4 separate regions of the Homo sapiens genome follow, and all the other regions are linked to region 4. The links are chromatin loops, found by intact Hi-C in ENCODE. Cell type or tissue: CD14-positive monocyte. All regions are shown on one strand. Region 1 holds the start of TMEM273 (transmembrane protein 273). Region 2 overlaps TMEM273 (transmembrane protein 273). Region 3 overlaps DRGX (dorsal root ganglia homeobox). Region 4 overlaps C10orf71 (chromosome 10 open reading frame 71).

Region 1 (8,000 bases), 120 kb before region 4:
TAGACATAGAATATGTTTGCAATATAGAATCATTGCAAAGCAAAGAAAGGAAAGATCATTACACAGGTGATATTGCAACAACTGATGTCCCATACAGAAAACATTAAAATTAGATCCTTTCTTTAGGCCGTAAATAAAAATAAATTCCAAATAAATTAAAGACCTAATCATAAAAAATGCAACCACTTTAAAGTAAAAATAACTTTTTAAAATGCTTCTTAACACAGAAAAACCAAGCACACAAAAAGGAAAAGACCAATAAATGTGATTACATCACGCTGAAAGACTTCTCACAACAAAGGAAGCCACAAAGATAAAAGATAAGCAACATACTGAGAGAAGATATTTGGAACACATGAAACATACAAATAATTAATATCCAGAATACTACATAAAAGACCAATAATCAAATACAACTTGGGAGAAAGGTATATAAAATCAGAAATCTACAGAAAAGGAGAATGGGCTGTCTGATAATGCAGAGAAAGTAGTTATTCCTAGTAGTGATTAGGAACACACAAACTAAAATAAAAACTTTGAGATAAAATTTTATACCTCTCTAATTGTCAAGAATTGAGAAGTTGGGCAGTATCAAGTATTACTGAGTATGTAAGGAACAGATATGGCCACAACCCCCTGGTGGAGAGCAATTTGGCAATATCCAACAAAAGGAGAATTGACACGACATTTCCCCTGCCAGGGGTGTCTGCTAGAAAACCAGCTGCAGGTGGGTTCCAGGAGGTGGGGCGAGAGGGCTCATCGAAGCCTCAGCCATCAGGCTGCAAGTTAGAGACAACCTAAATTCTGACAGTATGGGAATGGATAAATAATCAGATAAATGGCAGTGTTTCTGTGGAAACTTGTAGAGTAGTTGGGATGAATGCATTTGACCCATATTATCAGAACGGGTAGATAATGCAACGTGTTCAGTATGCTATGGCGGATTCCTGCAGTTTTTAACAGCTGCAAAGTAACCCAGGAAGGAAGCACAGCCAACCCTGGGGTGCCTCTCCCTCTGGGGAGGGAGGAAAACAAGAGGAGGAAGAGAGCCAAACTCCACCTCTTATGTTCTGTTTCTCTGATGGATACATTGATTTAGCTACCTACCTTTAAATATATATCTAGAAAAAAATTTAACATTTGGTAATTCAGAGTGTTGGCTCCATAAATGTCTGTTCCATTAATCTCAGTGTTTGAAAATATTTAAAGAATATTCAAATACTGTTTCTTTAAAAACTTTCTACCTACTCTGTGTGTGGGAAAGACTGGCCTGGCTTCTCATCCCAGGGTCCCCCGGTCATACTTGGGATCCTGGATGCCACAGAGGGACTGGACAGAGAGTGCCCCCATAGCCCCCAAGTCCCCTGAGGTACAGTTCTCATACACCCTGGGTGACTGGCCTGGTCACCCACCCTCACAGACCCCCATCTGCCAGTAGATTGCACTAAACAGTGCTCTAGGCCCCTTTCTCCAGTCAATAAAGGGGAAGCCCAACGTTTCCTTCATTTGCTTTCAACAGGCTGTCATATTCGCTTTTTGTTCACAAACATTTACTTACTGGAATTAACAACATATACAATCATTATGAAAAATGCCAATACAGAGAAATTAAGATGCTGTATAATTCTTTTTCCTAAGAAGATAAAGGATAGCCGGGCACGGTGGCTCACGCCTGTAATCCCAGCACTTTTGGAGGCCGAGGTGGGCGGAACACCTGAGGTCAGGAGTTCAAGACCAGCTTGGCCAACATGGAGAAGCCGCATCTCTACTAAAAATACAAAATTAGCCAGGTGCGGGGGCATGTGCCTGTAATCCCAGCTACTCGGGAGGCTGAGGCAGGTGAATTGCTTGAACCCAGGAGGTGGAGGTTGCGGTGAGCCGAGATCGCGCCATTGCACTCCAGCCTGGGCAACAAGAGCAAAATTCCATCTCAAGAAGAAGAAGGAGGAGGAGGAAGAGGAGGAGGAGGAGGAAGAAGAAGAAGAAGAAAAAGAAGAAGAAGAAGAGGAAGAAGAAGAAGAGGAAGAAGAAGAAGAAGAAGAAGAAGAAGAAGAAGAAGAAGAGGAAGAAGAAGAAAAAGAGGAAGAAGAAGGAGACTAAACACATGCAAAATATTACTACGGAACTCTAACCTGTAACTATCACTTCATCACTTCTGTTTCATCCGTGTCAGCTCATAGAAAGGCATGTCTTTCAACTAAATATATTGGATATTGTTGGAAATACTAAAGCATAATTAACTTAGTCAAATTCCTACTGATAGTCTCTTGTTTCTGGTTCCCACCGTGGTTTCGGCAGTGTTGAATAATACCCTGTGAAATATTTTGGGAGGGTTTTACCATATTATTTCATCAGGTTATATTCCTGGAGGTGGAATTTCTGGGTGAAGGGTTATGAACATCTTACATTTCGCTTACATTGACACCCAGATTTTGCCAAATTGCCCTCTGGAGAGAGTGAATAAATGAGTCCCCTCATATCCAATAGTGAGTGCTCACCACTTATCACATCCCATGCTAAGTGCTTTAAATGTGGTAACAGATTTCATTTTCCCAATAGTCCTGTGAGGTGTCCCCAACTTACAGATGAGAAAACTGGGCACAGAGAGGATTAATTCTTTGTCCAAGTTTTCCAGGCTGGTAAACAACAGAACAGGGATGAACATTTAAGGAGTCTCGTACTGGATACCCACTCCTAACCACTGTGTACCTCTATCAATAGTATATGAAAGCAGAAACGAGCTGTGATGCCTTGGCCCAGTGATTAAAACCTTATCTATAACATGCAGGTAATTGTGGCACCTATTGCACAGAGTTGCTGTGGGAACCAAATGAGCTCATGTAACATCTTCAGCAGAGCACCCAGCACATCGACACACTAAAAAATGCGAGGAGGTGTTAGATCTTTTATTATTTGTGAGACTGGACATTTTAAAGTTTTATTGTCTGTGATTCTTCAATGAATTGCCTGTTTATATAATTTGCACATTTTTCATTGGATTTCTTAAATTTAACTTCCTTTTTTTGTACCAGGACAGACTAGTTTGTTTATCTAGGTAAGTCAAAAGCAGAAATAAGGGTTACAACTTCTCTTACCTTCCACCACGTCTCTGGGCAGGCACACTGCATCTAACCACCGTGCACACCCTTAATCGCTGCTTGCTGGTGCCTGACATCCCTTCACAGTCACTGCCAACGGCCCGTTTCCATGTGTAAACTGATGGATGATGTGGCTGGCTGTCTGTCTGACATGCTGACTCCCAAGGCCAAAGTCTTTGCTCTCCCCTGCTTAGTGCAGACTTTAGATGGAAACCTGCCCACAGCACTAACTTTGCCCGCATTCAGGATACAACCTATTGGTCTGGAGACACAAGATTTAATCTGGAGACAGACTGCTTCCCATTGAGTCTCGGCCCAGTGCAAGTTCTGGGAAGGAACGTCTTTGTATATATGAGGGACGTATGCTGCCTTTTTAGGAAACAACAGTTGATATCAGAGGGGACTTCGTAAAGGCATGTGTCTCTCTCCATCTCTGTCTCCATCTATGCATATTTCTAACCATCTCTCTATGTCTCTGTCTGTCTCTCTCTCTCTCTCTTTGAGTTTCTTCCTCTCTGTCTACTTCTCTGACTTTATATTTCTCTCCTCCATTTGGCCCTACTTTGTTTTAGTCTTTGCCTCTCTCCTTTCTTCCTTCTTTCAAGGAATGCATTAAAGATAATTTTTAAAAACAAAGATACCTCTGAGTAGCAAAGAGTCTGCTTCACTGCATGAGAATTCTGATTCAACATTAAATGTATACCAGTATCTACATGCCTACATGTTCTCATTCTATGTCAGTATTTTGATTTGACTTAATTAAATTTAACTTAACTCTCTTGAAATCCCAAAAAGTAAACATGATTATCTCCCATCTCATTGGTTCAGAAAGTTAGGGAGTTTCAGAAGCTTATTCTAGTTTATCAGCAATGGAGCCACAGTTTACACCCAGATGTTTCTAGATCCCAAGCCCGAAGCTCCTTCTGCCATGACCCTTCCTATTCTCCTTTAGCCCAGAAGCATTTGTAAGTTGCAGCTGGAATGAGACAAACAAGATCATTGCTCACTACCAGATCAAAGTGAGAAACATCATCTGTGTAAAGGGACAGAGTTATGTTTTAGGGATCAAGCCCCAGTGGGCTAAGGCTCCCCCAGTTTCCTGCCCACTGAGGCTCCCCCGGGCCAGAGACCCCCGCAGTCCCCACTTACCCAGGAGGAAGAGGATCCTCAGCATGCTGACCCCCAAGTTCATGCTGGCGCTCTGCTCTTGGCTCCTGGCTCCTGGCTGCTGGCAGCGCAGGCACAATGAGCCATGTGACCCAAGGCTCTGGGGACAGGACAAGACCCACGTGACTGATGGGGAAGGAAACCACTGTCACAGCCAGGAGGCTGTTCAGTTCCTCTCAGCCTCTCTGAAGACAGGGCTGAAGGAAGCCCCTGTCATTCTGGACTCCACCAGAAGCTGGCTGTGATTAGACCCATTGTACATGCTGGGGTATTATACCCAGTGTTCTCTCCTATAATCTTCCCCACAGAGTGTGGGAACAAAGCTCGGTAAGGTGCGGTTTCTTGCCTAATGACCCATGCTAGTAAGTCTCAGAGAGGAATGTGGGCAAAGCCGGTCTGCCCTGCAGTCCAGCCCTTGCAGTAGCCTCTGCCTTGGAGCAGAAATAGGAAATGCCCCTCCAGCCAATAGTCCAGCTCGGTCACTGTTTTTGTGCCATGGGAGCCTCTGAGTCTAGGAATGCCTATCACTCTCTTCTCAGAATAAGATTTTTAAATCCCCAAACTAAAATAGATAAGGATCATAGTAGAAATCAGTAGTATTAACACACAGTTATCAAAATATTTTGTTAAACTTGTGAAGTAGAAATATACATGCTTATTTATCCACACAGTAAATAGCAAGATCTGGCAGCAGATGAAACAGCTACCACCATCTCGACATGGTGATAAATGGAATCGATATTGAGAGATACCTGTAACAGCTGGAATGTGGATGGAAAGACCTGTGATTCCTACCAGAAATAAAGTTACTGGGTGGTAATGTTTCTGTGGTTCGTTTGCCACACTACTATTAGAAGAAGATGCTAAGTGTTCCTTAGAGGTTAGAGAACAGAGATGTAATTTTTTTCCCATCCAAGTTTACAGGCCCCATGTCCAGGTCCTTAGCCTGGAGGAACTTTGGTAGTCACACAGGCTCAGCCAGCAGGCTGAAGGCCTTATGCTCCTGTACTCCTTTATACCTGCACGTTGTCACAATGCTTAGATGTTCAGCCAAAAACCCAAATGTGCAGGAAATGTCACTTTTTAAAATATAAATCAACTTAATGACAAGTCTTGAGTCCCCCACCCAACTGAGCTGGCAGAAATCGAGCTCTTTTCATTCTTGGGCTCCCTCAGTCAAATCCCTAACGGTAGCAGCCAACACCGTGAGCACTTGCTACTGAGCCCAATGCCATCTTAGCATGCAACCTGTCCAAGTCCACGCAGCAGTAAATGTGAGAGCTGGACTCGAAACCCAGGCCTTTGGCTGGCAGCCTATGCCCCTCAGGCTGCATGTGCCCTCTGTGTACAGGTACCATCCCCTGCCAAGGTCCAGCCAGAGGCAGTCCGATTGCCCTGGTGCCACAGATGCCCCCTGGGTTCTTCTGCATGGCTGCTGTGGCTCCTTCTGAGTTTCACATAAATAATGGACATGAGAGGAGAAGGCTGGTCATGAGAGAAGCAATTGGCTTCATCTGGGTGCCTTCAAGTTCCATCTGTCCACACTTTATTCATTTGATGAAATTAAGATCAGTTTCTACCTGCACCAAGAAACATACTCTCTTATTTCTCCTGGAATATGTGGAGTTTTCTTAATTTTGCCCCAGTTCATGGGAACATGTGTAAGAAAAATATTTCACTTTCCTCTAAGTGTATTGAAAGAAAATGCCAGTGCAGACCTGACAATCTGTAGACAGTGGCTGGGGACGGTGGAGCTACATTCAGGCCAGGCCCAGGGCTTCCAGCCACACCAGGCAGTTCTGTTTTTATATGAAATCAATAAGTTTCAAATGTCGGCAACTGATTTCAAAATACTTTCGCATGGGATGAGTCAACCTAAACACCAGCATGAACTTCTGCTCCCAAACACCTCTCCAAACATCCTTGGGAGCTCGACCTGTCCTACATACTCCCAGGAGGGGAAGCATCTGCAGCTACTTCTGCTTTCACTCTGCCGTAGCCTCCGAGTCTGGAAAATGCAGTCTGCTCCCTGCTTAGACAGGCAGAGGCTCAAAACGCCCCGTAAACTAGAATCTCACGAGATGCCCTGGCACCCAGCCACGGCACCTTGGCAAGATGGTGTGTGTCTTGTTGGCGTGGCACAATGCACCCAGAAGAGCGGATGCCCCACCCTGTACCCCTGTAATGAACGCCCAGTTCTGACCGTGAGGCTGCTCCTGGCACTGGCTCACACTGGCCCAGGAGCTTGTGAGGGCAGGGCCCAGGGCACCTGGCCTAGCACCTGACACAGTGCAGGCTCCTAGCGGTGTTTGTTGAATGAAGAATTCAATTCACCCCATCTATTTGGGAGGCTGAGGCAGGAGAATCGCCTGAACCCGGGAGGCAGAGGTTGCAGTGAGCCGAGATTGCGCCACTGCACTCCAGCCTGGGCGACAAGAGTGAAACTCTGTCTCAAAAAAAAAAAAAAAAAAGAAGTCGTTTCACTTTCTTATCTCATGCTCAGCCGGCCTAGCCTCCAGCCCACCTGGCAGGAATATTTTCCAGGTCATCTAGGTGAGGAAGGTCACTGCACTGACAAGCAGAAAAGAATGAGCCCCACTCCGGCAGCTCTGACATCCTGCCCCTCACTCGGATGTGGGGCCTCTTCCAAGGCCACCAAGCCTGGGACTCTTCTGTCCTTAGCACTGCACCCTCAGGACCAGCCAGGGAGCTCGTAGAATTCATGTCTCATGTGAACGCCTTTAGTGCAAGTCACAAAAAACTGCCAAACACCATCATTACGCATCAGATTTTTACAAATTTAAAGATAGGGAGGATTCAGCACGCAGATTTGTTTATTGGCCTTACATAGAACTGTGCACCCAACAATTAGAAAATAGCCATTCAATTCAGCATGCATGCAACATTTATACCCCAAAACGGTCTCACACTGGGCCATAATACAAGTCTCAAAAATTTCAAAGAAAAGGTGACATATAGACCATATTTTCTTACCACAAGGTAATTGAATTAAACGACAGTAACAAAAATACATGATAGAAATTTCCATTGGTTTGGAAATTTTAAAACATTTCTAAGTAACTCATAGATCAAAGAAAAAATTACAGTGAAAATTACAAATAGCTGGAACTGAATGATAATGAAAATGTTGCACATGTGATTTTGCAGAATGCAAGCCGGGTAATAATTAAAAGGAAATGCATAGATGTAAATACTTAGAAAAGAAGAACTGAAAAAGGAATGAGATAAGCAACCAGTCAGAGAAGTTTGAAAAAATTATAAGCCCAGAAAAAAGGCAGAAGAAAGGAAGCAATAAATATGAGAGCAAAAATGAATGAACCAGAAGCAAGCAAAGATACAATGGGGAGGATAAACACATCTTAAAAGTTTTTTCTGAAAAAACTAATAATATGAAAAATTCCTCACAGAATGGATTTAAAAAGAGAGAAGACAAAAATAAATAATATTAAGAATAAATAAGTCCAAAAAGGTAGCAATAATGGCATTATTTGCAATCTTATGCCAATGAATTTGAAAACTTTGATGAAATGGACACAATCTCAGGAAAGTGTAACTTACTGAAATGTGCTAGACAAAAACAGCAAGACAGAAAGGTCCTGATGCCTTTCAAAAGATTGAATCAAATAGTTAAAAATCTTGCCACAAAGAAAATATCATTCCAAACTATTTTACAGAATTTTACAAAAATTTTAGAAACTTTAAGGACTAGGAAAT
Region 2 (8,000 bases), 130 kb before region 4:
TTCGGTAGTGGGTCCTGAGAGGGCGTCACTGGAGACTGGGAGATAGGAGCAGAGAAGGCTGGCTGTGAAGGAGGAGCTATACCACACAGCCCCACACAAGCTGGACTGGGATGTGCAAGCCATGCAACACACACGGCTCCTGGCCTCTGCACAGGCTGCTGCTCTCTTTGCCGCAATGCTTTTCCCTCGTCCCTGTGGAAAGTGCTTATTTATCCTTCAAAGCCACTCCTCTGAAAGTCCCCCTTGCTCTCGTCAGTCCAGGATCACTCCTTCCATGTGTCACACCTCTCCCCCGCACTGTTGGCCCCAGTCTGCAGCTTGCTCTATGGCATGAAGGCCACAAACAACCCAGAGGAAGCTGTTTCTCCCAAGAGCGAGATGATGCATGAGAGCCCTCGGAAGCTGGACTCTTCTCCTGGGGGATGCCGAGAAAGGTGGATGGGAGAAGTCTGAACTGAGTGTTAAACCAGAAATGGCTTGAAGAGATAAGATCTAGTGTAAGTACTGAGTGGTACGGAGCTCAGGATCCAAGTACAGTTCAGCCACAGAGAGACAAGGGGGGGCGATAGCGTTTCCCCTGTGGCTCTGAGACCATGTACACTGTAGTGGCTCCATCTTCCAGCCCACTGTGAGCCTTGGAGGCCCAGCTGGCACACACTTTTCTGAGCCAAGAGGCTCAGAAAAGAAATCAGATGTGTAGAGTCAAGGGAGACAGCCCAGCTATGCTTCACACAGCAGATTGATCCTGGGCTTCCCTTTTTTCATCTGAAAATGGGGATGCAGGACGCTGACATATAAAAGACTCACCAGAGACAACCCTGCCTTTCTGCCCATTTATCCTGTGCTACCCTGCAATGTTAGTGGACCCTGGGGTCAGAGTGAAACACAAGTTATACTTCTTAAATTTAGCTGGCTTGGGTGATATGGGTGCTGGCGGGCCCTGCCCCTGCCCCTGCCTCAGGGCTCACAAATGGGTCTGCTTCTCAGGCACTCCACGGGGCTGTTTGAAAGTGGAAATGAAGTGCACCTACCCCAAGTGCAATAGCACCTGTTCAGCCCTCTCTCTAGCAGAATGCAGGGGCATAGGTCATGGGCCTTGGCTACACAGTCCTCCTACTTCCAGCATCGCTCGGCTCTTGCCGGAGTCTAGACACTTCTAGACCATGACTTGCAGAAATCTCAGAGTCCCCATCTCAAACCCCGGAACCACCTGAGATTTCTCTTCCTCAATCACCCTCCAGTCTTATCAGAGCATGACTCTAAACAGGACGTCTGCAGACCCCTCCCATGCCGCTTGTGGTCCTTGCTTTCTGTGCAAGGAACTAGGCTGGGGCAGAACCCAAACCTACCTGGCAAAGCTGTACAAAAGGAACACACGGGAAAAAGGTGTGCAAAGCAGTGGTGGGGGGTGGTATGAGGGGGACTCTGGGAGCTTTTAGACAACTCCTTGATTTCCATGGACCGCCCCCCATCCACGGAAAGACAATATGCGTGGTGTCAGAGCAGACCACTTGCTTGGCAACTCCAGCTCAGGACCCCTGCGACCCTGACGCTAAGGCTTCTGGAAGACAGGCAGTGATTAAGGAATTCCACATACGGCAGTCCCTGCTAATGCGTGAAAGTACAGTGATTAGCCAGCCAGGTGGGCCAAGGCGGGCACCTAACCCAGCCTGGGAGTGTCACAGAAGCTCCCCCGGAGAGATCATTATTTAAATTAAAAACAAAAGGACCAGTTGGAGCTAATAAAGTCTCGGTGAGGTGGCAGCAGGGACTGGAATGGAATGTGCCCAGACAGGGAATGTGACCAGGCAGAGGACAAGGTACAAGCAAAAGCCAGGCGATTCAAGGAGGTACAGAGGGCTTGAGGGCTAAAGAAGGAAGCTGAGCAGGGTCAGAGCAGCTGGGGATACTGGCATAAGATGTGGCCGGCACTGTGGACAGATAAGGTTTTCAGAAAAGCAGAGGGGAGAGTCCTGTGGCCACCCTGCTCCCAGAGGTGGGAGTGCTTGGCCACTCATATCTTGCCTGCTACAATGCCTCTGTGCCTTTTCTCCTCGCCGCACGCCACCCTGGGCAGGAACGAGAAGCAGGAGGCCACGGAGGGCCATGCAGAGGCCACCCCAGGCTGAGATGCACCAGGGAGCTTGCCTCTAGCTTCCAGAAATAGCATCATAATTAAGAGGGAAACAATAACAGCGGGTGACCAGGAGGTATCAAAACTGGTGCCCACTTTGTTTTTCTTGAGCACTCTTTGCTAATTAATTCTTAAAGATTCACACAGTGGGATTAAAACACTCAGCTCACAGAAGCCAAACTGATCAATACCTTTTCAGGCTAATGGAGGGGTGGAGGCGGAGAGCTGGCCTGGGCCTGAACCAGGGCTAGGAGCTCCTCCAAGGGGGCAGGGCCCCCCCCACCTGGTGTCCCAGGTCCATTCTGACCAGGAGTGGTGACACATGTGAGCACTGAGCCACACCTGGGAAGGGGCTGCTGAAGCCTTGAGGAAGACGGGGGTTCTGGAACAAGGAGGAGCCTGAGGCTGTCGTGGTTGGGTGGACAGTGGTATCCAGGGAGGGCCAGATCAGAGGCCCCACAGCCGGACACCCAGCCGACCCTACTCACTGGAGAAAGGACTTGCCCCACCTTTGAGCCTCTCTGTGGGGATCTGAAACCTCACCATGACTCCCATGGTGGGTGGGAGGGAAGGGTATTTGAAACCAAGAGATCTGAGTCCCCATTCTGCCACCCATTGTCAGCCTGTGGCCTTGGACCAGACACAACATGGCTCCCAGCTCAGTGGCCCCATTGCACACAGAGCATGGCTGGACAAGTCCCCGGAAGGAGTGTGTGCACAGAGTGAGGTGCAGGCAGCAGCTGCCCTTCCACAAGCAAACACGCCACCACCTGAGATGGGTGTCTGCCACTATCCTAGGGGCCATGAGTGAAATGGGGAGCCAAGCACACCGGGAGGCACTCTGGGAAGGTGCTCAGGTCAGAAAAGAGGTGGCGCTCCCCAGCAAGGGCACAAGCCTCTGCTGTTTCGAGAAATGGCCAAACCAAGGCCTCCCATAGCCTGTACAATCCCAGTGAAGAGGGGCCTGGCCACTTGATGTTGGTGCTTCAGACCAGGACAGGCCTGTTTGCAGGAGCAACTCTCAGGGCATGCCTTGCAGAGAGAGCAGGGGAGGCTGGAAGCCGTGCGGAATAACTAATTAATGATGGTAAAGTATTGTGGAAGAGGAAAGCGTTGCATAACCGCTAAGTGGTGGGGTTATTATTATTCATGCAATATTCATACTGTGCTCTTCAGCCTCTGGGAAGCATTGCTCTGGAGTCCTGAGGGACCTGACCGAGGGGAGTGCGCATCCAGGGAGCGGGGCTGTGGGATGACAGCTGTCCTGGACCATGGGAAAGGGGTCATGATGCTGCAGAGGAAACGGCAGCACACAGCCTGCACCGGAGCCCCTTACTAAACCCATCAGCCTCCACTTACCGGGACAGATCATTCGTAAACCCTGCGAGGCACCAGCATCCGTGCTAGGCATCTCCACTCTAGTTAGCTTTTTAAGACAATTCCTGACATTTGCAGAGCCTACAGCATGCCACATGTCTAAATATTTAAGTTATAGATCAAGCCCCACGCATGGTCCAGCCGAAGTCCCCCTGACCCCATGGCCCTGCAGTCCATTCTTCAGGGGCCCCTTCCAGAGGGGGAGGTGCAGCCCTGCTGCCTGCCGCCAGGGGAGGCAGGGTCAGATGGGTAGAGCAGAAGGAAGCCAGGCCTGGCCTGGGCCACCTTGAACCACAGACCCTCCAGGACCAAGGATGGCTCCTGAGCCATCAGACTCACCAGCGAGTTCCCTTACCCAAGCCCTGGCTTTTCTCCTAGAGTTCTGGGCAATGCTCAGTCCCCAGAGGAAACCACCAGGTGGAGGGATCAGGTGCAGTTATCTGGGAATCTGGTCTTTTGGAAATTGAAATAAAAGCATTTCCTCCCTCCCTCTCTAGTTCCCAGGGCAGCCACAGGCTGTGGTTTCCCTGATTCGGGTCCTCACTTTCAGCTGCACTAAGCCATTGCACACAAACCTCCCTCTCTGTTTGCCTGAGTGCTGACCCGGTTCCTGAACTCTCAAAACAAGATAAAAAAGAAAAAAATTCTTCGCATTTGCATTTGTGTGTGTACGTGGGGTCCTGGAGCCAGTGTCAGGACAAGGGCCTCTCTTGGGGACAGTGGCCTCTTTTCATGGGAAAGCCCCAGGAAGTGACGTGACCTCTTCAGGCTCCATGCCTGAGCCTGAGTCACTGGCTCCGAGGAAGAGTCTCACAGCAGCATGGAGGGTGAACAGTCATTACAAACTGACCAAAGTATCTTAATGTGTCACATGTGACTCAACAATCAGGGCTCATCTGCGGTTTGGGAGGGTCTCTTTTCTTTAGGACTCTAGGGTTAGCTCAGGGAGCTCTGGCTGGGTCTGCTCAGCCCTCCTTGCCACACAGCCCTGGCCTTGCCTGTCCAACACTGTCTGCCAGTGGGGCTAAGCATGGGCTGGCCAGGAGCTGGGATGGACACCAGTTTACTCAGCCACACACCTTGAGCTCAGGCCACACACTGCTTGCCTCAGGGAAGTAGCTGTGAGAGATGGGTGCCCTGGGGCCTCAGAAGCCAACATGACCCTGCTGGTGTGGCCTGGGACAAATCCAGCCAGCCTCCCCTCTCCTGGACTATCCATTTGCCTTCTCCTAGTAAGTCTCCCTGCCTCCAACCCATCTGGGGCACTGCAGCCAGGCACTCTTCCTGTAAGGCTGTTTAAAATCCTACAGAATAAGGCCCAATGTCCTCCCAGGGCTCATCAAGCCCTCCTCTTTTGCTGGCCCATGTCACCTCTCATTCTCCCCTCTTGCACAACCCCTGTAGTCCATGCTGCCCTTGCCCGGGGCCTCAGCAGAGGCTGTCCTCTCTTCTTAGGATGGCACGCCACCTGTCCCATTCTTGCAGACTGGCTCCAGAGGCTGATGTTCCACTTCGGGCAATAATTGACTCAAACAAGTGCTAATTACTGAGCAGGTTCTAGAGCAATGGCCCAGCAAGACCAGATCTCTCCCCTGACGGTGGTGACAGTACAGAGGGGAGTGGGAGTATCTCTATGACCCTGGAGGGGAACAGCATCATCCCATGCAAAACAGATGACATGTGAGGAGGCTGGACAGTAACCTGATGGATGTTCCCTGAGACCAGGGAGCAGGAACAACAGGGGATGGCTCGTGACAGGTCTAGGAGGCCAGTGACATAGTAAACACTTTAGTACTTGCTGGCAGCAATAGGAAGCTGCTGAAGGATTTCACCTAGGCAGAGATGTACGCAATTAGCATTCAATAAGACTCCTCCTCCAGGAAGCCTTCCTGGATACTCTAGTTTGGTTCAAGAGCTTCTCCTTTTTCTTCTGTGAGTCCTTCGTCTCAGTATTTAACACACTGCATTGCAACTGTCCCCTGTAGACTGTCAGCTCCTCAGGTTGGAGCCTGACTTACTTATTTTCATGTGCCAGTAGACCTTGGTGAAAATCAATATTTGCTTAATCAAAGAGAAAGCTCTGGGTGTCTGTGTGTCCCAGTCCTCCAAGACAGCCTGTGGGTCCAGCTCCAGGTCCTTCACCTCTTGCCCTGAATAGTGACTTCTCGATAACATGGCCAAAGAGTTTGCAAAGGTGTGAACAGGGCTTGGCTGCAGCTGGGGTCCAGGCAGGAGTTCCCCAACTGACCATCTGCTTCACTCAGACAAGCAGGGGAGAGTGAGCCCAGTCCATCTCACTAAGAACCATTATCCAGTTATTTCATGGAATCAAATTTAATAAAGGGAGCAGTTCAAGCAATTGTGGTAGATAAATGAGGGTCTAGATGTGACAACAATGCTTATAGTGACTTTAAAGAGGAAGTGGAGATAGTTTAATTTGGGAGCTAGTGAAAAGGTCTGCTGAGTATGTGTTGGCCTGTGGGGCTCGGCTTTATAGCCGCCCAGCTGTGGCCCTCATCAGGGATTGAGGATCAGAGACTCCCCAGCAGGCATTCTGCCTTCATCCCCACTCCTTCTTTCACCCCATGGGGAAGACTCCCTTCAGGGGCCTCTAGAATCAGGACTGTGTGTCTGAGGGAGGTTTGCCAGCCCAGGGTCCCTCCCCAAAGAGCATTACTCCAAATCACCCATCCTCCAGAACTCTTTTCAAACTTACTTTTCTGGAAAGATGAAATAGGTTTACTTTTCCCTATTCCTCTCACTAAGCATAGCTAAAATCCCTAAATATTATATTAAAAAAACAAATATAAAAAGACCCCCAAAAATGGAGAGAAGAAGGCAGACTGGCTAGGCACCTTCAGAACTCAGGAATAACAGGGCAGTGAATTTCTGGGTTTTCTTTTTGCCTCAGATGTCCCAGATGGGAATTGGAGAAGCTGGCAACCCTGTAATGCCAATGGGCACAAACACAGAAGCCCCAAGAAAAGCCAGCTCCCACGAGCCAAAGACTGGGAAAGGTGCAGCCTAGGAAGACAAGACTTTTAGGTGATAACCACTCCACAACGGTCAAACAGCACAGAAAAAACTGTGCCCTCACCCCAAGCCCCACCCTCATCAACAGAGGCCGAGTGGAGACCTGGGCTTCCACGCTCACTGCTCAGTTATAAGGAGCCCCCACTCCCCAACGAGGGTGGTGTCAGAGGGTCACATGGGGAAGAGAGGGCTTCATGCCCAATGAATGAAAAAGTCCCCGCCCCCAGGGGTATCAGTGGAGACCCTGTGGGATCCTGCTCTTTCACCTGCTCCTGGCAGTGACAAGGTGCCTCTCACCCTTCCTGCTAGGAAAGAGTCAGGACGTCCTACACTGCCCAGCCACCACGAGGCTACCCCCACCCCACAGTGTCAGCAAGGGACACATGAAGAGCAGTGATGAGCCTGGGTACTCCCAGCAGGGTGCTGTCTGCAAGTGCTAAAGGGGAAGCCCACCCAAGCCCGAGGCTGACGTTCCACTTCTGGCAATAATTGACTCAAACAAGTGCTAATTACTGAGCAGGTTCTAGAGCTATGTCCTAGAACCTAGCCTGCACCCCACCCCACAGTAACACAGAGCCCTTCTCCCATCAGGTGTCAGTGGTGGCCAGAGAGGATGTCAGGCTCCACCCCCCTAGCAATTATGAGGAAATGCCCCTTTTCTCTCGACAGAATGATATCTGAGGAGGCCTGTTAAAATTGAAGACGTCAATAAGATTCAGAGTTTCATAACATCAAATCCAAAATGTTCAGGTTTCAGTGGAAAATTATTTGTCATAGCAAGAACCAGGACAATCTCTATTTGAATGAAAAAAAAAATCAACAGATGCCATCACCTCGATGATACAGAGTTAGAGTCATCTGACAGAGGTGTCAAAGTAGCCATAAAACTGCTTCCATGAACAATTGTGAAAACTTCCTCAACTTCACAAAGAATATCTGCAAAAGCACCTACAGCTATAACCAAACTTCATGGTGAGAAACAAAATACTTTTCTACTAAGATCAGGAACAAAGCAAGAATATCTACCGTCACCACACCTGTTCAACCTAGTACTAACGTTCTTGTCAGCCTAGTAAGATGAGAGGAAATAAAGGCATACTATTCAGGAAGGAAAAAATAAGACTAACCCTATTTGCAGAGAACATGACAGTCAACATAGAAAATCTCGAGAGATCTGAAAAATAACTCTCTTTAGAGTATGTGGTGGTGGAATACAATAAGATTAACATATGCAAATCAATGATGTCTCCATATGCTCACAATTATACACAGAAAGAAATACTTTAAATACAACACAACTTACGATCACTCATAAATTATGCAGGTGTAAGTCTAATAGCACAACCTTGAAGAAAAAAATCCAGAAGGATCTTAATAAATGGAGACACATACCAAGTTCATGGAAAAACACAACATGATAAAGATGTCAAATCTCCCCAGATTGATCTATAGGTTT
Region 3 (8,000 bases), 53 kb after region 4:
CTCACTGAGTGCTGGCCACAGTGCCCCTCACTGTCTCATCCCACCTAATCCTCATTGTCCCCATTTTACAGATGAGGAAACTGAGACTTGGAGAGGGCAGGGGACTTGCTTAGGTGGGTGGCGTGGGATCCTGGACTCAAGGCTGGGTGTGGTGACACCCCCTCTGGGCTGCCATCGCCCGCCCCCCCCACCACCACCACTCAGGCTGCCACCCGCAGTCTGGCCTCTGGCAGCAGGTGTGAGGGAAGCCAATGGGGAGAGGGCACTAATTCAAGTCTGCAGCAGAGCAGCTGTTCTCTGGGTCCCTGTGGCCTGAGGCCATGCTGCTCTTAAGTTCCCGGGTAGATAAAGTGCTTCACTTAGGAGAAAGTCTGTCCCGGCTGCAGGGCCATTAGCTCCCTGACTCCTGAAAAAACCATTTGGCCAGTGCTGACAGATGTGGCCATTACACAATCACTTAGCCCCCTCTCGCTGCCCCATCCAGATCTTGGGAGGGGGAGGGGCTTTGAGGCAGGAAAAGCCCTGGGGAGAGTCCATGCGATTCACTTCCTGGCACTGCCTCCTCTCTGCTCTTAGGTTGCATTTTCCCAGGCCACACTGATGCAGCAGGAGGCAGCTTCAGACAGCACCATGTGCTGCCAATGACCTTGTTCTCCTGAGAGTCGTTCAAAAACTGCCTTCACATGCATCGTTTCCTTGACTCCTCACAATAACCCTCTGTACTCGAAGTTAGGATGATTCTGTCCATGATACAGATAAAGAAATGAGGAACAGAGAGGTTAAATGGCTTGCCCACGGTCACATAGCTAGGAATGTCAGGACTCTGATTCCCAGGCCTGTGACGCTTCCTCCGCCCCAGGCAGCAGTAACCCTGCTGGAGTGTTACCATGTATGGGGAACTCCACCTCAGAGGAGGGTTTCCAGGGCCAGGGCTACAGCAAGGGCTGCTCCTCTCTGCTGAGTGGAGGAATGAGGCCACCAGAGACTGCAAGGAACGCCTTGCCCCCTTGGCAGCTGCCAGGCAGCCCTTGACCTGGTGGGCCCCCAGCTTGGGTAATTTCCTCTTGCACCACCCCCCTTTGCTCCTAGACCCTGGCTCATGATGGATGAGTGCCCTCTCCCACTCAACCCCCAACTGCCGTGTGGCCCAGGCAGGGTTGGCAGCCCTCCAACAGCTGGCAAGCCTCCTCTCCCAGCCACAGCAGAGGTCCCAAGATAGGGGTTGCTGTGATCTGGGCCACCTAGCTGAGCCAGGCCAGGGCCAGGCAGCCGCAGCTCCAGCGTTGTCTGATAATGCACCCAGAAAGAGGGAGGGGGTGGTGCCCAGGACCTAAAGAGGTGTGCTAAAGAGCAATGGCCCGTCCTGAACTCAGCCAGGCTCTGACAAGAAGCAGCTTCGCCTGGCAGGGGCCCTGTTGTCAGCTAAGAGGCCGGTGAGCAGATGGCAGGCAGCAGCACTAAGCACAGGCCGGGCTCCCAGGCCAGTCTCCTTGGTCCATCCGGCAGGGTGCAGGACAAGCCCTAGGTGCTTCCAGGGTACCAGGGCAGGAGAGGCCCTAGGCACTTCCAGGGCACCAACCAATGCTGCTTTCCACCGAAATGCCTCGCTTTGTCTTGAGGTGGCTCAGAAAGAGGCAGCTGAAAAGCCCATATCTGGGCAGGGGCAGCCGCCTTTTCTAAAATGCTCTTCCTGGGGGCTGGGGGATGGATTCTGGTTTATCCAAACCCATTACCCTGACTCCTGTTATGGGACTGAGAGCCAGGGGGGCCGGCTCTGCCAGAACAGCTCAGGCTGGGAGAAAGGTTGGGGCCACTGCTCTTGGCCACGAGGACTGCAGGCCCCAACCACCTGCCAGTCTCGCACTAATTATGTCGTCCCCCTCAGACGGCAGTTGGTGGTGCTGGGGCCAAGGGCGTCCAAACTTGGAGGCCAGGGCTTTGTTGTCATTGGGAGTATGATCTGGACACAGGCAGGCAGCTGAGAACGGCTCCAATGGGACACCTGGGTGTTCCACAGCCCTAGGGTCTTTGAGCTTCCTGGGTGCGGCAGGCACACCCTCCATTCCTACAAGTTTGCTGGAGCTGCTGTAGAAGGTATTTGGCCAAGTCTTGATGAGAAAAACAGCCAAATGTGGAATTCTCTGAAGTAGGCTGACGGTGTTCATGAGTGGAGACCAGAATGAAGCTGCATTATCATTTAAAAATAATAAAAATATAAGCCCTTATAGTCCCTGTCTCAGGGAAACCTATCATCCTTTGGTTTAACTTGCCTCAGCAGGGACTGGGTTTTCTACATCTGTGCCCTTCTCTGCCTCTGGTGCCATCCCCGTGGGGGTAATGGGGGTATATGCTGGGTATCGACCCAGATCCCCAGCCCAGAGACTTAGAGCCATGTTCCCTCCCCCGGGCAGGGCAGGGCCAGAGTGGACATGATTGACCACTCCTGATGAGACCAGAGGTGTCTGCTGGCTCAAGTCCCCAAAGGGTGTGGCTGAGGCTGGAAAGTCACAATGATCCCGGCCTGGCTGATGACTGTGAGAGAGCAGAGAGGGCCAAGCTGCGGGGGAAAACGAGGGAGGTTCCTGACAACCCCCCGCTTCTTGGTGCCTGTCTCACTGGGATCCTAGGACTAGAGTCTCAGCCATCCTGAGCTCCATGAGATCGCTTGGTATCCTCCTCCTAAAAGTGCTTTTTGACATAAACTGGCTTCAGTGCTTTCCAGTACTTGCCACTAGAAGAGCTCTCTCTAAGACACTCTCCCTGACCCCAGCCTTCATGCCCACCCCTGCCTCTGGGTACCACAGATTCCCTTCCAAGCTCAAGTGCCTGGGCACACGCCTCCTCCTGAAAATCAACTCTCCTACAGCCCACACAATTTGCTCAGGAAACGGAGTGGCAATCCCAACTCCCTCTGCAGGCTCAGGCACAGCTGAGAGCCATTCCATCATTTCCTTCTTGAGAAAGTGAGGTTTTCACCTGAAAAAGGTCTTCAAGCCTTTGACATGTGTGAGGCTTGGTGGAACAAGAGCTGGCTTTTCTACTGCACTTCGTCCATGCCAGGCACCATGTAGCTATCCACTCATTTAATCTCCAAAGAGCCCCGGGAGGCTGGTGCCATTATTACGTAGATGACTGAAGCACATAGAGGTTAGGTGACCCACCCAGAGTCACACAGCCCTTAGGGCTAGGATTCTGAAGAAGTGAAACATGCTCTTAACCAACTTTGATGAAGCTCTGAATCTGTAAAGGTTTCACTTCTTCTGGTGAAGCCAGAAAATTAGGAAGAAAGAGAGTTTCCATTACGTAGACTGGTTGAGTCTCAGGCGCCTTCTTGGTGTCCCGTCTTGCTAGAATATCCATCAGAGGGGCCCAGAAGTTCTGGGCACCATTGAGTTCAGGGATCGCCACTGGGCCTGCTCTCAGACAGGCACACACCTAAGGCCAGGTGCAGATAAAATGGGGGCAGGCTTACCCCTGCCCCTGCCAGGCCGGACCCAGGGGAGGGAGACACTGAGGTCTGACAGGGCGCTGGGGTGGTTCATCCTCCCCTCCCACAGGCCCATCCAGGACAGAACCCAAAAGACAGTGAGCAAAGTCAAACCATGACTCACCATCTGTTGAAACCTGCTGGGAACAACGGGTCCTCATATGCCTCCGTGGAGCTCCTGGCCTTGAAGACTGAGCCCAGTTGACCTCATCAAGTCATTTATTAACCACTCTCTGTGTGACACCCAATAAAGCCGAGCTTTCCCTCTTCCTATCAGAGCCTATCAACTATGTAGCTTCACAGAAGTTGCCCGACCTTAATGTGCCTCAGTTTCCTTAACTGTTAAATGGGAATAGTAGGACTTACATTGTGGGTTTATCATTGGGATTAAATGTGTTAACCTGTGTAAAGTTCCCAGGAAATGAGACAGTGGCAGAGTCAAAGGAAGTTCTTTCTACCCAACTGAGAGATCAGACACTGGGCACCCACTGAGGAATGGAGGAGGAGCCCCCAAGTCCCCCAGGTCCTATGCCAGGGCTGCCCGCCCTGACTCCATGCCATGCCACAGTTGCTTCTCCTCCGGGCAGGCTGTCATGCCCAACAAGGCCGGGCTGCTGCCCCAGTCACAGTCACAACTTCAGTGGTTTCTAGACTCCTTTCCCATAACCTGGAGGGCATTCAGGAATGGACTTCATTTGCCTCGACTAATAAATGAATAATAATAATTAATTAATTAATCAATCAATCCCTGGGGCCCGAGCCTCCTTCCCACACTGAAGCCCAGCTGCCTTTTACAGTCGTGTGATGAACTTCTGCAGACAGGGCAACCTACAGGGGCTCCAGCGAGAATGACCCTGCAATGCAGTGCTTGTCAATGCCTTGGGGAGGGCTCTGATCTGCACAGGGGCCCCTGTCTTGTCCCAGCATCCACTAAAAGGTTCCTGAGCCAAGGCCTCAATGTCCTCCTCCTGGAAGTTTCCAGGTTTCTATTTGCACCTTGGCCAAAGTGGAAAATTGAAGAGCGCAGACTCCACCCAGCCCTGCAGCCTCAGGGCTGGGAGGAACAAAGAGAGGACCTGAGCTTTTTCGGTCTTTGTTTTAACTCCTCTAAATTTATTTGGGTATTTAAACAAACAGAAACTACATCATGCATCATTACTTTTTGCCTTTGTACAACAAAACAAAGTACTCAATATCTCTGCAGAGGTTTGGTGCTCATTTTCTTTCCTTTCAGTAACATCAGGCAGACTTTTCGATATGATCCAGTTTTGCACAGTCACTAGAGTGTCGCATCATGAATTATTAAATCAGTGCTTCGTGGTAATACATAATTTCTTATCAATTATTCATGCTAATGTGTGTGTAGTTTACTTAATTGTGTTATTGACGATCAAAAGTAATTTCCTGAAAGTCCTCAAGGACACAAAATTTAATCAGCATAACTACTTTTCAGATGCAATGCTGTTAAGTATTCTTAATTTGCTCAACAGTTCACTTATTTATGTACCTTTCTGGAGGAAATACGAGTTTAATCAAACAATTAGATTGAAGAGTTAGTGTACATAAGGGCTTGAGCTTACATCCTTCAACCAAACATTCGTAATTACAGGGAAACGGAAGCAACTTTGCCGCTTTTTGGCAAATCGTTTCATCTTTATACTCAACAAGCAAAATACAGCAGGAAGAAGGATTTGATTTTTTTCTTTAAAGGAGACAGTGGGTTTTATCAAATGCTTCGTAGTGATCATAGACAAGGCATGATACACTCAGGAGTATTATTTGGGGGTCATGGAGTGGGGGAAGGTAAAAAGGGGACAGGAAATGTGAAAGTAAAACATTTTGACGATAATAACTGAAACCAAAATAACCATCATGAAGGCAATAACCATCCGCATGGAAACACCATCAGCAAAAGCCACCAAAGACTGCAACCTTTCCCATGCCGGGCGCCCCTGCCAGAAAGCGGCAGAGCTTATGCTATTGCACGTTCCCCTTGGATCTCCTCTAGGTCACCATCCTCACCAGAGAAAACAGCCACACTAGACCAAAACAGAAATCTCTGTGAAATTTGGCCCTTTGGAATTAATGCTCTCCACACCATGAGAAAGCTGTCTTCCCCATGCTCCATATCTGCACATACGCCGTTCCTGTCTCCTTTCCTACTTTTTTTTCCCCAGTAAAAAACCACCACCACTGAAGAGCCCCCTCTACGTGCCAGGCATGTGGGGAAAGGTAGTTCATCTGTATGCATAATTACTTCAGAGGCATTCCTGAAGGGCTTCTTCCCTCTCCAAGGGCCCTCAGGCCCTCCTGGACCAGAGAGCTGCTTTTCAGTTGCTTAACTTCCCACCAATCCACAGGTCTATCTGGGAGAGAGGAAGGGCTTGCAGGTGAGTGCTTCAGGTACAGGGGCCACACTAGTTCCACACCCACAGTGTCAAGACAGCAGCCCCCAGTTCATGGAGCAGGTGGCCTGGGTGATTAGCCCAGCCCCCCGGCCAGATGTGCCAGTGAGATCTCCTGGGTCAGAGCCACCGTGGTCCTCTGGGACAGGCTGTGTCCTGTTGGCCCCTCCCTACCCTGCATCTTCTCACTTTGTAATGAAGCCCACAACCAATATTCTCCAACAAGAGAAAGGGCATTACTGCTCATCTTGGTCCAGGGGAGCAAGAGTCGCTTGGGGTTCCACCAGTTCCCCAGTTCTTAAACACTGTAAGCGGGACAGGCCCTTTTCTTTTCATGAAACTTCAGCCCATGCCACAGTTCCTGGGGTTGACAAGACCTTCAAAGGCAGCCCAGGGAGGAAATAGGAAGGGAGACGGATGAGGAATCTACCTCCCTCCGAGACTCTGGGCCTGGATGGAAATCCCAGGGAGGCTCCTCACAGAGAGGGCTCTGCTGCCACCAAGTGCCATCGGGATCTGTTGCCAAAGAAGCCAGGACAACACTGCCGCACTGGTGGGACTCCAGAGGGACGCTCCAGGTGCCAAGGGAGCTGTGGGTCTCACTTGCCCGTCCTGGGTCCATGCAGAGGCCCTGGGGCCGCAGGCTTCTCCTTGCTATTTGGAGAGTTTTCTGTAGGGGCTGAGGCTGGGAGAAGGAGGGGCGGGGGAGGGCAGGCCGGGCGGGGCACTGTGGACCCTCATACACTCTTCTCTGCCTCGCTCTGTTCCTTGGTGGGAGAGGTCTTTTCCTGGCTGCCATCTGGGGGCGCCGGCTTGGCGACAGGGCCGGGGCTGCTGCTGGTGGAAGGCAGGAGGTTGGCTGACTGCAGGACAGCTTCTGAGTGCTCGCGGGCCTTCATGCGCAGGGTGGCCACGCTGGCCGTGCGGTTACTCTGGCAGCCATAGGTGGGAAGGAAGGAGAGTCCCATGGGGTCTGGGACGCAGCAAGAGCACAGTGGGCCCCCTGGAAAAGGAAAAACAACAGGCTCCCATCACTGTCTACTTTCTGCCTCTCAGGGCTGGGTGACAGGAAACGATCTGAGTTCTGAAGGACAGAAAGATTGATTCCCTCTGGTGCCAGATACTAAAGGGAGAAGGACAAGTGCTCAGAACCTCAAAGACACACAAATAAGGGACCTAGTTAATCGTTCAAAGGATTGTCAGAGCATCAGGGACACCTGGCGAGTCCTGGCTCCCTTGCCAAGCAGCTGTGTGGCCTTAGGCCAATATCTTGGCTTCTCTGAGCCTCAGTTTCTACTTCTGTAAAATGGGGTAATACCTACATTGCAGGATTATAAGGAGGTTCCCATTAAGTCATTCCACACTCCCAAACTGTGTCAAGGCACCCCTAAGAACTCACTGGGGCACTGCGGGGATACCTTAAATGGAAGGAAACCCAGCCACACATGTCAGGTGCCGGGCAAGCTGCTGGCTGCAGGCAGTTCCCAGCCTAACCACGAGATCCTGCTGCATTCCTGTCAAGAATTTTATTGCTTTGTGAAGCTGGATTTTGCAAGCACCACACAAAATTCCACATTGGAATATAAAATGTGTGTGGTGGAGTCTAATAGGATTCCAAGATTAGAGAAGCTGTACAAAGCTTATAAGGCACATAAGCCCCTTAGAAAGGAATAGTGGCTATTTAAAAATGAAAGCAGTCAGGTACAGTGGCTCACACCTACAATCCCAACAGTTTGGGAGTCTGAGGTAGGAGGATCGACTGAGCACAAGAGTTCAAGACCAGCATGGGCAACATAGTGAGACCCTATCGCTACAAAATAAAAATAAAAAATAAATTAACCAGGCATCATGGTATGTGCCGATAGTCCTACCTACTTGGAAGGCTGAGGCAGGAAGATCACTTGAGCCCAGGAGTTCAAGGGTACAGTGAGCCATGATTGCATCACTGCACTCCAGCCTGGGCAACAGAGCAAGTCCCTGTCTCTAAAAAATAATAACATTAAAAAGAAAAAGAAAAAGAAAAGAAAAGAAAAACATTATTTTTCTTTCAATTTATAAGTATTATTTTTCAAATGGCTACTAAGTTGTCAGGACATACTTAGTGAGCT
Region 4 (8,000 bases):
CAGCTGGCCTGGCAGTGGGGGTGGCCCTGCAGTTTGGGTTGGGTGCAACAAGGAGGTGCAAGGGTAAGAAGGATGAGCAGCAGAACCATGGCTGCCAGGCTGACCCTGCTTTCTCCCAAAATCTCTGCCTCTCAGGCAACTCCCCTCCTGGGCAGTGGAGCAGGACTGGCACTCACCCAACCCTGGGATAGGAAGACAGGGTGAACAGAGTTGTTTGGGATCACATGCTCTCCCTTCCAGATCTTTCCTGCTCCTACTTTTACCTGTGATGCCAGCATGGCTGCTCCTATAAAGCACCTCTGAGCTCACAAGGAGACGCCAAGGGCACCTCTGAGCTCGCCAGGAGAAGCCAAGGGCACCTCTGAGCTCACGAGGAGAAGCCAAGGGCTCTTTGCTTAGGGAGCATCTGGCTGCTGAGGCTGGGCCCCTTGAGGTCTGCAGAGAACACCTGAGAGAGTGTCGTGGAGCAGCTGGCAGTGCCAGGCCTGAGCTCCTTCCTAGTGGAAGGGACTGTCCAGAGACGGTGTCTGGCTGAGTCCAGCCCATCTGGCCACCAGGAGTTCCAAGGAGTGATCCTCCATAATGCTCCACCTCCAGAAGCGGTCAGAAACTGCGCAAAGAGGTGCTGCTGACAGCTCGCAGGTTAGCCTTTGTGGAGTGAGACTCTACCCAAGTTTAAGCAGTGCGAGCTCCGGAGCCTGCTGGGATGCAGAGGCGCACCAGAGCCCCCTGCACCCTGCAAGGCCCACTGAGCACACCTCGTCCCAACTCTGCCTGGGATATCAGGGAGGCAGCAAGAAATTAGCCAGTGCTACAAATCCAGTGCTTTTTGCCCCAGAGAGCTGGTTATTAAACATCGCTTGGCCTGCCCTGGTCATCAGGGAACAGGAACCAGGAGGGGACAGGTTTGTGGGAGACTGCTTGAACCCAGTCCCATTCTCCTCCTCTCTTCTTTTCTCCTGTGACTTCTCATTTCTCCTGCCATAAGGGTCCCTCCCTGGGTCTGTGATGCCAGGTATTGGTCACCCTCATGTCCTGGGTTAGACCAAGCCCGGCCTTCCCTGTGCCTTGTTCCCTGGCCTCAACTGTAGGCACAGCCCTGGGTCTGAGCAGCACTTGGAAGCTTCTGGGGAATGACCCATCCAGACATGGCAGACTGGCTACCCAGGCCAGAAGTCAGCTTCAGGCTGGGCTGAGCTCACAGAGAAAGCATCACTCCTCCAGTCTCTCCCCAGAGGGCAGCAGCCCCTGCTACCCCCTGCTCACATCCAGTTCTGTGGGTTTGACAAGCCCAGGCAAGCTGGTTTCTTCAACCACAACCCCTGGGGCATCCTGGACTTCTACCTGCTACAAGATTTAGAGGCTCCTGCACATGTAATGTGGTTGTAGAAGATTCAGACTCCCACCAGGCCAACACTGCCATCATGGCACCCAACCACATCATGTTCCTGGGGCTGGCCAAAGCCAAACTTGTTCTCTCCCAGGGCACAGTGGCCTCAGAGTCAGTTTGAGAGCCTTTGGCTTTCCCAGGCTATAACCTGAGTTTGGGTCCAGTCAAGCCAGGCCAGGCTGCAGGCTGACACCCCTCTCCCATGTGCCAAATATCAGGCTAGTGGAGCCAAAATGGCCAGACTGGATGCACAATGACCCTTATGTATATCAAATCTCTGCTTTACACACATAAGAGGCACTGCCCAGTGGAAGCCAATCTAAGGCAATCAGAGGTAATTGTGCTTTTACAAAGCAGTAACTTCCCAGGATCCATCCAGTTACGTGAGGAGAGGGCCCGGGTCAGCCCTGCACATGGCTATATCTCCAGCACCAAAACTGGTGACGTGAAGCAGGTGTTCAATAAGTAGTTGTTGAATGGATCAATACATAAATAAGCTTAAGTCACGCTTACGAGATCTTACGCTTTCTTCTAGGAGTCTAAATGAACTTATAATTTCTGATTTCCAAAAGTAAAAGGGGTTACAAAGACACAGCGAGCCCCACATGGGAGATGCTGAGGAGGCATCAACCTGGGGCCAGAGAGCAGGGCACAGAGGCCGAGGACTGGGTGAGGCCCTGCTCAGCACTCCCAGGCCTTAAGCAAGGGACCAGCGATTGACCTAGCCAGTCACAGCTCAGTTTCATCAGCTGTAAGATGATGAGGGGAGCCTATCATGCCAAGTGTTATCAAGGAATAAGTGAGCACGGGCAGGTGCAGGGGTCGACCTGCTGCTTCACAGACACTCAACACGTGTCTGCTGCCCTCACCTGAAGGACTTCAACTGAGGAAGTAAATTTTGCCATTTCACTGTTGGCTGCTATGGGCTGAATGTGTGTGCTCCAAAATTCACTGAGATTACCCCAGTGGAATGGTATTAGGAGATGGGGCCTATGGGAAGTAATTAGGTCATGAGGGTGGGTCCCCTGTGATAGGATCAGTGCCCTTATAAGAAGAGACACAAAAGGGCTTGCTAATACATGTGCACACTCACTCTCTCTCTCTCTGCTGTATGAGAATACAACAAGCAAGTGTCCATTTACAATCCAGGAAGAGGGCCCTCACCAGAAACCAGATCTGCCAGTGCCTTGATCTTGGACTTTCCAGCCTCCAGAACTGTGAGGAGTAAATGTCGATTTTAAGCCTCCTAGCCTATGATATTTTAGTTCAAGCTAAGACATTCTCCTCATAAAGCATAGACCATAGACAAGGACATTCCCCTCTAAAGCAAGAGGGCTGTTAGAATTGCACAGAGAGGTCGAGAGCTTGGCCCAAAACTGACCAGCAAGGCACCCTGTGGCGTGGGGTGGTGGAGGCTGTGTGTGCTGTGCATCTGTGGATGGAGGACCATCTGTGAGCAGGGCTCCAGGCTGTGCATAGACAGGGAGGAGTTGTCACACTTCACTCCACTGAACTGCTCGTCACACATGCCTGAGTCGATGGCTCAGAAAACCAACCCAGAAAGAAGAGCAAGAGGAATCAATTCCAATTTGTTAGAGCCTTCTGGGTGTGATAAAGCCAACCCCTGCCATCTCCACTGTCTTCCTGTTTCCCCTTCTCTAAGAAGTGAAAGCACCATTCAATTAAGGTAATTAAATTCACCCGAAGATCTTGGGCTCAAAAACCACACTACCGGCAAGTGGTCAAACCCAGCAACAAAGCAAACCCCAGTGGCTTCCTGTGGAAAGATGGGCAGGGATGAGGAGGAAAATGGAACATATCTTCAGCAGCTCAGGGGTGCACCTTGGGCCTGCAGGGGAGCCCCCAGCTCTGCAGAGCCCAGCTGCCTGAGCCTCCCGCAGCACCAGAGCCCTCCCCAAACAGGAAGGACTCATGTTTACAGGCTGAATCAAAAGTTTCACTTCTGTGGATGTCTGGGAGAACTCAGCTGAGAAGATCCTTATTACATGACGTGAAAGTGAAATGAAACCCTCGTTTTCTCCCCCAGAGACACCAATTCTCCCATGAACTCCAGCCCATGAGCCATAAGCGGGGCTGGCAACACCTCCCAGGACACGCCTAAGGAAGCCTGAATCCACAGGCCAGAGGTTCAGGGTTTCCTCCTGGAGAAAGCAGAAGGTGGTAAGGTGGTGAGCCCAGGCTGACTCGTCCCCAGTTCTTCCCTGTCTTTACATGCTGTGTGGCACTGAGCAACATCCTGCACCTCTCTGTGCCTTTGTTTCTCAACCTAGGAGATGGTGACAAGGCCACTCAACCTGCCTCAGAGGAGTCATGAGAATCAAACAAGATCACGGATGCTGAAATGTGTCATGAACTACAGGGTGATGCATACACATGAGCCGTGACTGTCACTGTGTCATCCCAGTATTGACTCACTGCATTGGCTTCCTCTGATTGTGATCCACTTTGAGTGCTAAAAGTTGGTGAGACCCTCAGGTAGCCAGATGATGATGATGATGATGATGATGGTGATGATGATGATGATGAAGAAGAAGAAGAGGAGGAAGTCGTCGTCCAGTGGAATTTGAATTTCAGATAATGAATAATTTTGTTAGTATGAGTGTATCCCACATATTGCGTGGGATACACTTACACTAAAAAAGTATTTATTGTTTATTTGAAATTCACATTTCACTCAGTGTCCTGTATTTTTAATTTGCTCAATCTAGCAGCCCGACCATGCCAGACCACCAACTGTTCCCTCTGTGCAGTGTCCCCAGGACCACCAAGACCCGGCCCCAAGCCCACTCTGTCACTCACCAGCTGTGAGACATGGAATATCTGGGTCCTCCCTCTGAGGGCACTTTGTCTCTCCTCATGGGTGATTGTGGTCCCTGAGTTGGGACCTCCAGCGTCACCCAGTGGGGCTCTGGTCCTATGGACCTGACAAGCTCCTCAGTTATGTGGGGGACACCTGCAATAGGGCTTGGCATGTAGGAGTTGTGAGTCTTCTCCCCTACACTTCCCGTCCTTACAACCTGGGACACATGAGGGTCTGGGATAGATCAGCGGAAGTTGGACTGCATGACCTTCTCAGGCCTGGGTTGGCTGCCAGCCAGGAGCCCCGAGGAAGACAAGGGCAACATGGACCTCTGTCCCTTTGCACACTGCAGTAAACCTCTGTCATTACATCCCAGGGTCCAAGAAGTACACTCAACAACCAGAGCTGAAAACATTTCCCAGTGAGCAGGGTGCACCAGGCACCCTGTAGGTAAAAGATGAACCAAGCCAGGGACCTCACACCAAGGATCTCAAAGTCTAGTGGGAGAGATAGATTCACCGCAGTGCAGGAAGAATAAAGCAATGTAAGTGATAAAAAGGGAAGAAAAGATTCTACGAGGAACAGAACAGAGGAGGAAGTTGTCAGCAGTTGTGGCTGAGGACAGAAGAGACATTCCAGGAAGAGGGACTATTACTTGAGGGATCTAGTCCAGGACACATGGGTCCTGCCCCTCCCTGGCACAGGGCACCACAGGCCTGGAGGAAGGAGGGTGTGGGAGCAGGCAGAGCTCCCCTGCCAAGAGGGACTTGAGGGTCTGCATAGGCATTTGTAAAGGATTAGGAGGGGGAGAGAATTGTATCCGCAAAAAGCAGCACATCCCAGTCAATAATAACAGCATCATGAGGCATGGCATGGAAAAAAAGCATCATGTGAGAAAACATTTTGGAAGAGTTAGAATTTAGCAATGACTGTGCAAAGGGTATTTCGGTGCTTATCTCAAGGAAAAGCTGATTCATGGGGATACATGTTCAGATTGAGTTTGTTTGATGTAGTCTGATTCAAAAAGATGACCCTACAATAAGGAGAAGAAAATACACATCCTTGAGTGTAATTCTCAGGGCTCCAAGGCTACAGGGCACTACCAGTTCACCCATGCACATATTCACAGTGGGCATGGCAGACCCTTCGCTCTTCTCCAGGGGCTCAAATGGAGAGTCCATTTTTAAATTCCTGCCCAGGGATCCTGTTTCCCCTAGTGTGCTCTGGTGTTTTGCAGAACCTTCTCCATCTGATGCAAGTTTGGCCTGGGTCAGTGGAGGAAGTGCTGGAGGTCTGCAGAACATGGCGCTGTTGAGTCCTGCACAATTGCCTGGAGGCAGAGGGCAAAGCCAGCATTTCATCCACTGACCCTATAATTTAGATAACGCATCACTTAATGACCATTCACACTGTGGCTGTAAACAGAGCCCCAGGTAATGTACTCAACAAAAGTTTGCTGGACGCTGGCCCTCCAGAAGGCATCAAAGCCACTCCCCAACTTAGAGCACTGAGAGCAGTGTGAGAGACCAACTGGGAAATGGTGAAGTCACGATGAAGTCTCTTTTCATCTCCCCCTGACAGAAACGCAATCCAGACATACACAGTACATGCCACGCTGCTGAGGGACACCTTCCCTGGAGCCAGCTTGTCAACAGTCTCTAAGAACAATCCCGTCCACCTGCTTCCATCTCTTACCATGGGGGGAATTTTACATATTTGAGGGGTTTTGAATCAAAAAGTAAATAAAATCCACTTGGATTCAAATTCACTAATTTGAAATTTGTGATAATTCTGTGATTATAGGATTATAATTGACTGTCAATAAAATAAGTTCTGCTAAGCCTGTCAAAAGTGTGAGTAATATCATGACAGGTGGAAGGGTTTTCTCATTTATTTAACAGATATTGCTTGCACTGTGCACTATGCTGCATGAAAAAGAAACAGACATGGACCCCGCCACCAATAAACACTCAGGCTAGCAGGAGGGACAAACATTTAACAACAAATCACCCAGTTAAATGCTTAATTATAATTATGGTAAGTGCTGCAAAATGATGGGTATAGCCCATGATAAAGGGATGTAACGGGCAGCCTTGGAATAGCCTGAAGAAGCTGCATCATCAAAGGGACATGTGAACTGGGCTCTGAAGCACATGTTGGAGTTAACCCAGTAATGATGAAAGGATGGAAGTAAAAAAGTCCAGGCAGAGGGAACACCATGAGCAGAGGCCCTGAGGCAGGAAGTAGGGTGGCATGAAGCTGGACAAGGACCAGGTTGGTTGGAAAGCCAAGCATGAGGGGAAAGATGGAGCAAGGTGTGTTTGGAAAGAGAGGATCTGTGTTAAGGAGATTGATCTTCATTCCTTAAAACTGGAAAGCCATCGAGAGATTCTAAGCAAAATGTTGATATGAACAAGTTTGAGTGTTGAAAGCAGCCTCTTGGTGCAGGGCAGGAATGGGCTGCTGCAGTGGCCCAAGGATTTGAGAGAGCAGCTTGGTCCACACAATGACCGTGGAGATGGAGACTGGTGTGTAAGGAAGAGACCTTCAGAGATGAAACTCATGGGAACTAGGAAATGGATGTCAAAGGGAAAGGCACTGGGAGGAGGAGGAGGAGGAAGTCGAAGGTGACGTCAGGTTTCTGAGGTCCCCAGGGAGAAAGCTGGCTTGCAGAAGGCTCATGGACTCTGCTTTAAACATGTGGGTTGGAAGGGCTGTGAGACAGGGGCACCGAGTTGCCTGGTGGGTGGGCGGAGGCGTGGACTGCAGCCAGGCAAATGGCCTGGCCTGGACGCTGCCTCAGTGCGTGGATGTTTGCGGGGACCATGGTGTGGGGACAATCGCCTGCGTGGTGACTGTAGAGTGAGAAGAGAAGAGGCTCCAGGGCTGGGAGCAGAGGAAATCCAGCAGTCAAGGAGAGGAAGAGACTAAACATCCAGACAGGGAGGGGAGAAGGAAAGGTCAAAGTGAAAGAGTATCTTAAGTAGACAATGGCCACGAGTCTAGATTGCAGCCTAGAAGTTCAGTCAGATGAGGAGCAAAAATGCCATCAGAACATCCATCAGGAAGGAGTGGGGGCCAGACATTAAAGGCCGAGTGAAATGGGTAAAGAAATAATGGAGGTAGAGGGGAGATATGAAGCATTTAAGAGAACAGTCTTTGAAGGCCACAGACTTAAATAGGAACTGACCAGGTCATAATTAAATATCGATGTTTATTTCTATGCATTCATGACCAGGTTCCAAGATCTTGTTTAAAACATGGCCCTGCCATGTGCACTGTATCCTCCTTCATGCTGCCTGAAGGGAACACACCTTTTCACTGGCAAAGTGCTCTATGAGCAAGAATTTTCACCAGTTCAGAGTGGCTTCCTTCAAATGGTTCAAAGTGGTAAGCAAGAGAGTTTTTTCACTGGCATCTGGAAAATTCATGCCAGCAGCAATGTCAGTGAGTCCATGAGGCAACTGCCTAGGGGGAAAGCCCAAGCACAGGGTGAGGGGTGCCCTAACCATTCACAAAATAAATGCCATTATGTCGTTCTGCACCTCCGTCTCATCCATGTGTGGCACCAGATGGGTTTCATCCTCATCCCTAAGTCAGATCTCAGTGGAGCTGTGGGCAGGGGAGTGGCCTTATTATTTAGAGATGCAAATGGGCTGATCTGAATTTTTTGGAAGGCCATAAGACCCAAGGCCAGGAGTCTTTCTCAACAAAATTCCTATTATCTTTTCCCTTCTTTTCTGTGCCTCAGTTTGCCCTCCAGGAAAAAAATCAGAATAAAGATAACCC

The links. A loop is a pair of places that touch in the nucleus more often than their neighbours do. Peaks named below come from ENCODE experiments on the same cell type or tissue, not always from the same donor. Only the 100,000 strongest peaks of a DNase experiment are listed, where the experiment ranks them.
Region 1: a loop joins it to region 4, with 3 times the contacts of the local background. A loop is called at or near these places in 4 of 110 quality-filtered maps.
Region 2: it touches region 4 in a loop (2.1-fold over the local background); 3 of 110 quality-filtered maps call a loop at or near these places.
Region 3: it touches region 4 in a loop (2.0-fold over the local background); 3 of 110 quality-filtered maps call a loop at or near these places.

What each region holds. Positions count from the first base shown.
Region 1 is chr10:49,184,047-49,192,046 of GRCh38, forward strand. TMEM273 (transmembrane protein 273) reads right to left here and starts at 4,345. Exons shown (of 7, transcript NM_001288740.3): 1 at 4,248-4,345. The coding sequence starts at 4,290. RefSeq lists enhancers at 6,174-6,333, 6,794-7,013. In CD14-positive monocyte, no CTCF peak of the experiment used is centred here; DNase peaks (open chromatin) are centred at 4,405 and 6,215; H3K4me3 peaks cover 4,146 bases; H3K27ac peaks cover 6,867 bases.
Region 2 is chr10:49,173,306-49,181,305 of GRCh38, forward strand. The region is part of intron 1 of TMEM273 (transmembrane protein 273); the gene reads right to left. Among named protein-coding and RNA genes, the nearest start is that of TMEM273, 11 kb to the right of the region's middle. RefSeq lists enhancers at 1,571-2,072, 2,073-2,572, 4,058-4,397, 6,974-7,053. In CD14-positive monocyte, no CTCF peak of the experiment used is centred here; DNase peaks (open chromatin) are centred at 756, 1,196 and 4,306; H3K27ac peaks cover 3,324 bases.
Region 3 is chr10:49,359,487-49,367,486 of GRCh38, forward strand. It overlaps DRGX (dorsal root ganglia homeobox), which reads right to left. Exons shown (of 7, transcript NM_001276451.2): 7 at 4,580-6,895. The coding sequence ends at 6,630. Among named protein-coding and RNA genes, the nearest start is that of DRGX, 33 kb to the right of the region's middle. In CD14-positive monocyte, no CTCF peak of the experiment used is centred here; DNase peaks (open chromatin) are centred at 605, 865, 3,225 and 3,615; H3K4me3 peaks cover 901 bases; H3K27ac peaks cover 1,133 bases.
Region 4 is chr10:49,306,884-49,314,883 of GRCh38, forward strand. All of the region lies in intron 1 of C10orf71 (chromosome 10 open reading frame 71), which reads left to right. Among named protein-coding and RNA genes, the nearest start is that of C10orf71, 12 kb to the left of the region's middle. RefSeq lists a silencer at 1,225-1,274. In CD14-positive monocyte, no CTCF peak of the experiment used is centred here; DNase peaks (open chromatin) are centred at 2,978, 3,728, 4,818, 5,468 and 1 weaker place; H3K4me3 peaks cover 3,186 bases; H3K27ac peaks cover 3,928 bases.